Regions from separate parts of the Homo sapiens genome. Here region 2 is linked to region 1. A link is a contact called in ENCODE Hi-C or POLR2A ChIA-PET data. All regions are on one chromosome and are shown on one strand. The core of a region is the stretch at or near the end of the contact, and the rest is flanking DNA. Distances in the headings are between cores, read along the strand shown. Region 1 overlaps LOC101929727 (a long non-coding RNA gene). Region 2 holds the start of FAS-AS1 (FAS antisense RNA 1).

Region 1 (4,708 bases), core at 1,147-3,646:
GATAACTGAGAGAGAAATGATGCCTCTTATAGTCCAAGTGCAGAACTGGTACATGGTCACAGCCATCCACACTGCATTGACCAAAGCAAGTCACAGCCAGTGGAAAAATTGACTCTGCCTTTTGTGGGAGGGACTGCAATATCACATGGCAAAGGGTGTGGACCCAAAAACAGCTGAAGCATGAGGTCAATAATTCCATCTACCAAAGACATTTTCTGATTTGGAAAGGAATGGCTAATGTAGAGGGAATAGAATAGATAGAGAGGATCTATACAATCCCACTGACTTTCAAACGATTTGCCAGAAAGGGCTTTGCCTATGAATAAAACACCACATCTCATTTCTCTAACAAAGAAGACAATTAAAGACAAACCCTCCCACCCTCCCACTTTCCCCTTCTTTTTCCTTACAAAGTATACGAAATTGTAGGATGCCAAAATATTAGGCAAGCCTGACTAAAAAGAGAGATCCCTCAAGTCTCAAATTTCAACCATCTATAAAAGTAGCATTTGGAAAATTTCTGTGAAAAATGCAAACCTTTGCACTTGGGTCTCAGAGTCCCCATTTTATCTACACCTCTGTAATCTGTAAACACAGACGCCATCCTAACTGCATGACAAATAGGAACAAGTATCCTAATTAAACAAAAAGACAAAAGACCCTAGAAACATAAATTGGAAAGGACTCAGGTCATATTTTATTACAGAAAGCCAGGGAATGCCTCTAGCAATGTCACATTACTGGATAGAGCTGTATTTACATTTTGTTGAGTTGGTCCAGCAGTTCTAATGATGGGGCTGTTTTTGAATCAGGGAGATGGTTCCAATGAAAAACTGGATAGGTCTGTCTTTTCAGCAGAAATCTCCCTGGTATCATTTTCTTTTCTATTCTATTTAGGCAAGCTCCACAGTGCTAACTATTTCAGTTCCCAAGAGGCAAGGAAACTTGATGAGCTCTTTCTTGGGGTCTGTGTGGCATCTGGGTACCCTCTTGCTCCCACTCTCTAATGAACTATGGGGAAATTCTTCATGTAGCTTGGTGTACAGGTCAGCATCCAGATGTCTTCTTACCCCAAACTACAGGGTCTACAGGGTTGTTCAGCCCTTCCTTCCATTCAGCAAGTAGTTACAGATCTCCCATGGTGTGCCCAGCATTGTTGCCAGGCAATGGAGGGTAGCAAAGGAGGGGGGTGTGAAATTATGTTCTCTGCACAAAAAGCAGTATTGTCTATCCACTCACTAGGTTCAGAGCTTTAGTGGCTTTAGTTGCACTACAACTGGACAACTAGGGGTTAAGTGTTTTGAGCTTTGCTTATAAAAAGACAGACCCAAATCAGATAAGGTAACTAATTTAGAAGCAATTACAATGCATTTTATCCTATTCTTTTGCCAAAGAGCACCTTATCTAAGCTGGCTTTCCTTTTTACTTTTCCTTTTAAGTCTCAAAAATATCTCATTCAGGGTCAGGAAAAAGAAGACGCACAGACCAAGCATTTTGAAAAGGGGATGATGAATGCATTGGATGCTTACACTGTGTTGAAGAGGGAATTTGGATCCAACACCCACCAGGTCTTAGGGCTTGACAGACTCACTCGAGTATGCCTGACCAACCTCATATTCTGGTGGGGATTTTTGTTTTCCATGAACATATGGATTGTGTTAGTCTTTAGGAAGCACTTAAGCTAAAAAAGAAAACAAAGTTAAGATACAGTACTTTTTATTATATGAAAGCCTAGTTCCTCTTTTTGTACTATTTAGTATTCTGCCCCTGGTTATTTCAAAATAAACAATTTTTGAAGATAAGTAAATAAGCATTGCTATTGAATACAGTGGTTCTCATACTCTTGGATGCATAAGAATCCCCTTGGGAGTTTGTTAAAAATCCAGATTTCAATACAGTAGACCTAGATAATAACCCGCAAAATTTCCATTTTTAATCATTTCTCCAGAAGATGTGGTTTACAAACAAGACTTTGAACATCACTGGTCTAATTACCTTTCTGATTGTCTTTGGTTGACTCTTAGTCATTTGTATTATGGCTTACTTCTGACTCTACCAGTGAATGACAAAGCATGACCTATTCTTGCTTTTCAGAAAGCACTTGCCTCTCCCTGGCTATATTCATTTGTGATTGGCCCAAGATGAGAGAGATATCACCTGAGTCATCAGAGAAGGAGGCTTGAGCCACTTTGTCCCAGGACTCAGAGGAAAATATGGGAGACCTCTAGACCAGTGCTTTTGAACCAGGAGCAATTTTGCTCTCTACATTTAACAGTATCTGGAGACATTTTTGGCTATCACAATCTCAGCATGAGGGGGGACAGTGAGGAACGCTACTTGCATCTGGTGGGTGGAGACAGCGTTGCTGCTAAACATCCTGTCATGCAGAGTACACCCCTCCACAACAAAGCCTTCTCCAGCACAAAGTGTCAACCAGGCTGAGGTTGAGAAATCCTGCTTTAGGCCCAGCTGTTCTTTGAAGAGAATTTGGAGAGTTTACACCCCATTTCCACATGCCCAAAAGATATATTGAGCCCAGATGGTGAGAGTCTTGAATGCCATTATTAGGCATGTAGACGTGATTTCATATTTAGTAAGCTTAGAAAAATAAGAAAAATCACCTGTGCTTGCAAAACAATTAGCCAAGAGGAGTAGTGATGACCAATGCGAAATAAATAGCTCTTAATAGACACATGCATGTCGAATTTTGACACTAAGAAAACCACATTGTAGTGGGTCAGTGTGTCTAAATAATTGGTTTTAGCTAATTTTGTTGTAGCACAAACTCATTAAGATGTGGCCAGGGACATAGATAAAAACAGCACAGTCCTTGCCCTCAAATAAATTATTTTCTGAGTGGAGATCATGTGTACCCCAAAACTCATAATGTAAAGTGGAGCAAGATGAACTCAAAATGCAGCATATGAAACTACAGTAAATAGGAGAGGGGAACCTGGCTGTCCCGATGGAGGGAGACTAGGTAGGCATGGGAGGAAGGATCAGGGAAGCATATGTGATATTTCTTGAGTTTGCTCTTAAAAAATACGTATGATTTTGACAGAAGACATGGAAACAAAGTTATTCAAGCAAAGATTCAGAGGCAGAAATGTACAGGGTGGTGGTGGGGTGGGGATAGTGGTCCCAGATGAGTGAAGAGGAAGGTTTCATTGGTATGTGAGGGAGAGAAGTGAAATTGACCCCGTTTGGGAAGGTTCTGACTGCTTGGCTAATGTGTTCGCACTCTGTTCTGTGGGGAGCCAAAGGACCACCCAGGTCCTTGATCCTGGGAGATTCTGATTCCTAATCTAATCCCCGTAGCTCTAAACAGTTCTCGGGCGAGTCAATAAGGCATGCAGGCACACACTCGCTCTGTGGGTCTAGCTGCACCTTTCCCCTTCTTCTCAGTTCCCATTTTCCACCTGCAGACTCGGCTCTCTAGAGGCCTGTTGACCATTAAGTTGTGGGTGACAGGTAAGAGATGTGATTGTTTGCAGGTCCTGTGAAGAGTGTAAGGAGAATTTCCAGATTTTCCAGGCTCCTGGCTCTCATTAACCTCAGGAGCACAAAGATCACCTCTCCTTATTCACAAAGCCAGCACTATACTTCGATGTCAGGAATGAGTGGAGGTAGGTTAGTTGTCCATGCTCTTTCACCAAGGCAGCCAGCCATGCTAACTCCATGTCAATATACACTTATTTTAAACTGCTTCCTTCAACAGGGTACCACCACCTAAACTACTCTCAATCTTTAAAGTTAGCAGGTAGTTACTCAAGTAAAAGTGTAAATACAAATGGCAGCTTTCCTATAAATACTAAAAGTATAAGTAGAAGACAGCACAAAAGTGACAGATATCCCTCTGGATAAGCAGTCCCTGAGAACCAAACCAGCAGAAGAGACTTTTGATGAAGGTTGCACAAATTAGCAAGAGGATTTCATGTTCTTGGAGCCATGTTCCCAAAACTATGTTCCATGAACGCATTCAGGGTCCCTGAGACCATATTAGGTGTTCCACAAAAGCAACTCCACAGTCAAGTAGGTGTGGAAAATTCCAAACAATACTCTAGGCCCTCCATAGTCTCTGATGAAGTTTCAAAATTCCCCCGCATGGGATGGCATTAAATATTCTAAATACTAAAGAAAAAGATGTGTCTGACTTTGATCAACCCAGATTTTCCAAATAAACTTCTTTTATTTAAGGCTTTTAATTTATTTTTTTAAGTAGTGTATCTACCAACATTTCATGGGTACTTAGATATTTAGCAAGCACTTCCCATGTGCCAGGTGCTGTGCTAAATAATTTACATAATATTAATTCACTTGATTCTCATACCTACAAGGCAGATAGGATTCTCTTATTTTACAGATGAAGAAACTAAAATCCACCGTAGGGGTGTCCATGTTATCCAGGCAGCAAGGTCCCGTGGTGCATGTTTCTTTAAACAATACAAGGAACACAGCATAGGAAGCACAGTGTTTCAGAGGGGCTGCCCTGACAAAGAACATAAAGATAATCTGTCTCTTTTGTTGAGAAAGTGCCTTACGTACTTGTGCTACTCCTAGGTACCCCATGGGTGTATATCTCTGTGCTGTGGTTTAAATAAACTCTTTCATCATAATGAGTTGGAGACAAAGGTATAGAAGAAGAGCCTATGGGGCACCCCAAGCTGAAGACGCCACAGTAGATAATGCCAACAGGTATACAAATCAA
Region 2 (4,733 bases), core at 2,234-4,733, 800 kb before region 1:
TCCCCCAACTTTGCCCCCAACTAGCCTCTGGTAACCACTATTCTACTCTCTACTTTTATGGATTCAAAACTTTTAGATTCCACATATAAACGAGATCATGCAGTATTTGTCTTTCTGTGAGTATAGGCCCAATTTTTAAAATCAAGCCTGAAACCTTACAGACATTCACATGAAAAAAAACAACAACAACCAGTTAATTAGGACCAATGATCTCTGTGAGAATGGCTAAAAACCAAAGCTAAATCCTCAGCAAAAAAACAAGAGTCTTCACCCGCATACTCTGACTTCCTCTCGCTCTCTTTTTCAAGATATCTGCCCTCACAAATAAAAAGTATTCACATTTCTCATATCTTATATTTTTATAGCCTCACAAAACACAGAGGTGAATAGAAACACAATGCTGCCTGACTTCATTGAAGGACAGGCTATCATTAATGAATCCAATGTCAAATTGTCAAATTTACTCTAATTTTGCCAGTTTATCCCAGTCCATGCCTTAACACAACCTATAGTAAGCTTGCTCACTTTGCTGGGCTGAGTACATCTGCTGATTGAATTTGTAGTCAGATTTGCTAATTCACAAGGCTGGCCTTGCTCTAAAGGTATGATTTTTTGTTTCTTTGTTTTCTTTGTAGACGGAGTCTCACTCTGTCGCCCAGCCTGGAGTGCAGTGGCATGATCTTGGCTCACTGCAACTTCCACCTCCCAGGTTCCAGTGATTCTCCTGCCGCGACCTCCCGAGTAGCTGAGATAACAGGCACGCCACCACACCCAGCTAATTTGTGTATTTTCAGTAGAGTTGGGTTTTTGCCATGTTGGCCAGGCTGGTCTCAAACTCCTAATCTCAAGTGATCCATGATCCACCCACCTTGGCCTCCTGAAGTGCTGGGTGACAGGTGTGAGTCACCTGCCCAGCCTAAAGGTATAATCTTATACTAAATTCACTATCATTTCTACTTAGTGGGACTCAGGCTAGTTGTCCTATATAACTATGATTGCCATTTCTAAATGTCTAAAGATGGGGTGACTGGGCTGTACAACAGTTTATTTCAAATCAAGAAAGCAGTTGTGATCAAAGGGAAGAACCACCTCATTTCCTTCCGGGGAAGGTGAAGTTACCAATCTTACAAAAGTCAATTTCTCTCTGATTTGGGCTTTACTACTCACACTGTCACTTCAAAGACAGTAAAGGTAGGCAAGTGGACTGAAGATTTGTTCCTGCTTGAGACTGAATTGAAGATATTTAATTGGTGTTAGAAGTAGAACTATATAAAAAGCTAAAGACTTTTTTTAAAGCAAGGATTTTCCAGAAAATAAAGAGGATTTATTAAATGTTATTTTTCCACTTTTATGAATATATATATACATACATAGCAAAAAGAAAACTACACACTAAGGCTATTGTAGTGTTGTACCTTATAAGGAAGTACAAGGTACAACATATAAAATTATGTTGCTTTTTATCGTTTTGAATTATTTTATTATTTTTCATCACAAGTCCTAAAATTTTAATATGTAAGTTCTATGAGTAATTTTTTAGTAACAAGAAAAAGTCATATATATATATGTATCCCAGTACATTTAAGAAATGCTTTTTTTCAATAGTAAATTATAAAAATAAGTAATAAATTAAAAAATAAATAATAAAAATTATAGTAATCCCAGCTCATTTAATAAATGCTCTCTCTATAATGTATCCAATAAAAAATATGAGATAAAAATTATGTAGAAATAGAAAAAGGTTTGTGTAACATGCAAAGGAACAAAAAACAGACTATATATAGCTCAAATTAAACATGCAATTATGTATATGTGTAGACAAGGCTAAGAATTTATAAGTAAAATCAAAATTCTTTACATTAGTGTGGTGAGATAAAGTATAAATGTAGTTTTTAAATATTTGCTTTTTGTTTCACATCATGTGGTCATTTTTTCTATATTTACCTATTTAAAAATAAGAAAGGGATGGGTTCACTGTCCTAAATTTGGTTTCAAGTTGCTTTTTATCAATTTCAAGTTTTAAATTGTGTTATTTTATTTTTCATCATAAGTAAATAGTCTTTAGTACCTATTACAAAACATGTGCTCATCAAGGGACTTTTGGGGCCCAAGATAATTTGCCAAAAGCAATTAACTTCCTAGGGGCTTTCAAGTGGGGGGATTTCCTTACTTAGGTTTCAGACCATCTCTTAAGAAACAGTTATTCTCTCAAACTGGCAGTTTACTCTGGTAATCTGGCACCCCTAAAGCAATGTAGTAGCCTTCAAAGAGATTCCTTTGAAACACTGACACTTCTCCTATGTGTCAGTATAAGAGTATTCAGAAGGAAATTACTTGTCCAGTGTCTCAAAGAGCTTACTCAGAGACAACGTCCAAATTCCAGAACTTCTTTGCCTCTAATTTGCTGCTAAGGGTGGTAACTGTATTTCAGGCATGAACATTAGAGGATTTTTCATCAGTCTAACTATAGCTGGTAGTGGGGGTGCTGCCATTTATCAATTTAATTTTTGCTTGCAAACCTGGCCATCATTTACAAATTTGTGTTTTTCCATCCTGGTTGCTAATGTCTTAATTCATATTTTATCATTTTATTGTATTTGTAAGACTTCTCAAGTCCTTTGTGATGTAAATATGGCCCATTAAAAATGAAAATAAACAGCCCAATATGTTCGTTAGGTTGGCTTAAGAAAAATTATTAAATTACAAATTAAGCTACAAAAATAAATAAATATTCCATTTTATGCTCTTTGGGTTGGTTTAAGAAAAATGATTAAATTACAAATTAAATAACTGTTCTTTATTTTCCCCACAAAACTATTCTGTATGACTGCTTGTAAATACACAGCTTTATTTTCCAAAGGCCCTCTCCCTTTCCTTTGACCATAAGATAACCATTCTACAAAATGTAAAGGAGAGCAAACTGGCTGTCCAGTGATTGCCTGGCCAATGTCCTAAATAATGCAAGACAAAACCTGTTGGGGCCCAATAAAATAAAAATCCATGGACTCTTAGAGGCTTCGGAATTCAAATGAGCCTCATGGATCCACATCCCTTCAATTAGCAAGCTGGCATTTCTGAGCGAGGGACTTTCCAAAACAGGCTGCTCAAGTTTCTTGGCCAATAACAGGGTCATGCACAATAAAAAAAAAAAATGCAACCCACAGCTATTTCTCAAATTAATTTGTAAAGTAAGTTTGACTCTTTTTCTGTCTCCTTTAGAAATTTGTCAACTTTTTGGGATTTCAAACTTTTTTATTGTAAGTGTCGGAGTAAAAACACTCAGAAATAGGAAAGAGAAAACTAACACCAGGAAGGTTGAGAGAAGGAAAGAGAAAGAGAAGCAAAAGGGGTTAAGGATGGGGATACTTGTTGACTATAGTTATCACCAGAGTCAGAGGACTAGGGGAAGAGGGGAAAAGCAGAAAACAGCTCCCCACCCATCTATGTCCAGCCCATTAATAGAATTAAAATTTGCTTCTGTATTCCAAGTAATTAGCACTTTGCATCTATTTTATTTATTGCTACTACTAAGAAAACATAACCGTGAAGGCATAAAAGCAAACATTTTCTGTAGACACATGAGGTGACACAAGAGTGTTGAAACTTCTTTAAGGATAAAGGCCTGATGTTAGGCATGTCGTGAGCGCAAAACCAATTTCTGTGTAACTAAATTTAAAAGAGTCATATTAGAGGGGAGAAATGGAAGATAAACTGCAAAACGTAAACAATGATTACTTAGGTGATAGAGTTATGTCTGATCTTTGTATTTGACTCATCTGCATTTATAAATTTTATTTAATAAGCCTTAATTTCCTAGGCCATATATCATATACAAATATAAGTTATACCTAACTTATAGGTATTATAATATGTATATATACATAAATGTATGAATATTTACATATGCGTGTGTGTGTGTATTCTTTCAGAAAAGCAAAGTTTTCTTCGGGCTTTAAACACGCAGCCTCTGGTAAAGGTGCTATTGGTACAAAAGTTCAACAAGCATAGCTCCAAGCTTTGACAATTTTCTTACACTTTACTAATACTGCTGTCCAAAAACTATGAGATTTTCAAAGCAGCCAACATTGCAGTGGTGCAATGGTTAATAACAAGAGAGAGAAGAGTGTGGCCTGAGGTTGTATAAATGTTTTCTCAATCTTGAATCATTAATTTTCTCCAAGGAAGTTTCTAAAGAATCCCAAATAGTGCACACTATTTCTGAAAGGAACAGGATTTTTTTTTCTAATCATAAAATGGACCCAGACATCTCAGCCTCTTGGTGTAATCTGGATATCAGATGCAATCAGCGAACAGCCTGAGTTTTGGAATTAGATCTGAGTTCAATCCCATATCTCCCATTTACTAGCTGTGTGATCTTGGCTGAATTACTGAAGCTCTCTGAACCTCATTTCGCCATCTGTAAAATGGGGATGTGGTTATCTTCCCCACTACATGGCTCTCGTGAGAATCCGCGGAGATCACATTTGTAAACACTTCTCTCGCTATGCCTGGCACTTTGTTGGGGCCCAATAAAATAAAAATCCATGGACTCTCAGAGGCTCCGGTACTCAAATGAGCCTCCTGGATCCACGTCTCTTTGATTAGCCATCTGCAAGCTGGCATTTCTGAGCGAGGGACTTTTCAAAACAGGCTGCTCAAGTTTCTTGGCCAATAATAGGCGCCGGGTTCTGTGCGGTGGGAACGAGTACCACCAACCCCAGCAGGAGACCAAG

What was found. Hi-C counts contacts between places; a loop is a spot of excess contacts on that map. ChIA-PET counts read pairs that join two places held with the same protein, here RNA polymerase II (POLR2A). Pooled maps may share reads with other maps.
Region 2: a loop to region 1 is called in a map of CD4-positive, alpha-beta memory T cell, with 4 times the contacts of the local background. The contact joins the promoter of FAS-AS1 here to the enhancer-like site in region 1. A Hi-C loop is called at or near these places in 1 of 168 maps with a recorded cell type or tissue (CD4-positive, alpha-beta memory T cell) and 3 of 50 pooled maps. POLR2A ChIA-PET finds 5 or more read pairs at or near these places in 2 of 52 experiments (MCF 10A and activated CD4-positive, alpha-beta T cell).

Annotation. Positions count from the first base shown.
Region 1 is chr10:88,191,904-88,196,611 of GRCh38, reverse strand. All of the region lies in intron 1 of LOC101929727 (a long non-coding RNA gene), which reads right to left. It also overlaps a transcript of RNLS not described here. Among named protein-coding and RNA genes, the nearest start is that of PTEN, 330 kb to the right of the region's middle. Within about 2 kb of position 2,396, at least 3 of the 41 ENCODE cell types and tissues checked have a DNase peak (open chromatin) inside an H3K27ac peak, as active enhancers do.
Region 2 is chr10:88,991,725-88,996,457 of GRCh38, reverse strand. It overlaps FAS-AS1 (FAS antisense RNA 1), which reads left to right and starts at 3,483. Exons shown (of 1, transcript NR_028371.1): 1 at 3,483-4,733. All of the region lies in intron 1 of FAS (Fas cell surface death receptor), which reads right to left. RefSeq lists an enhancer at 4,725-4,733.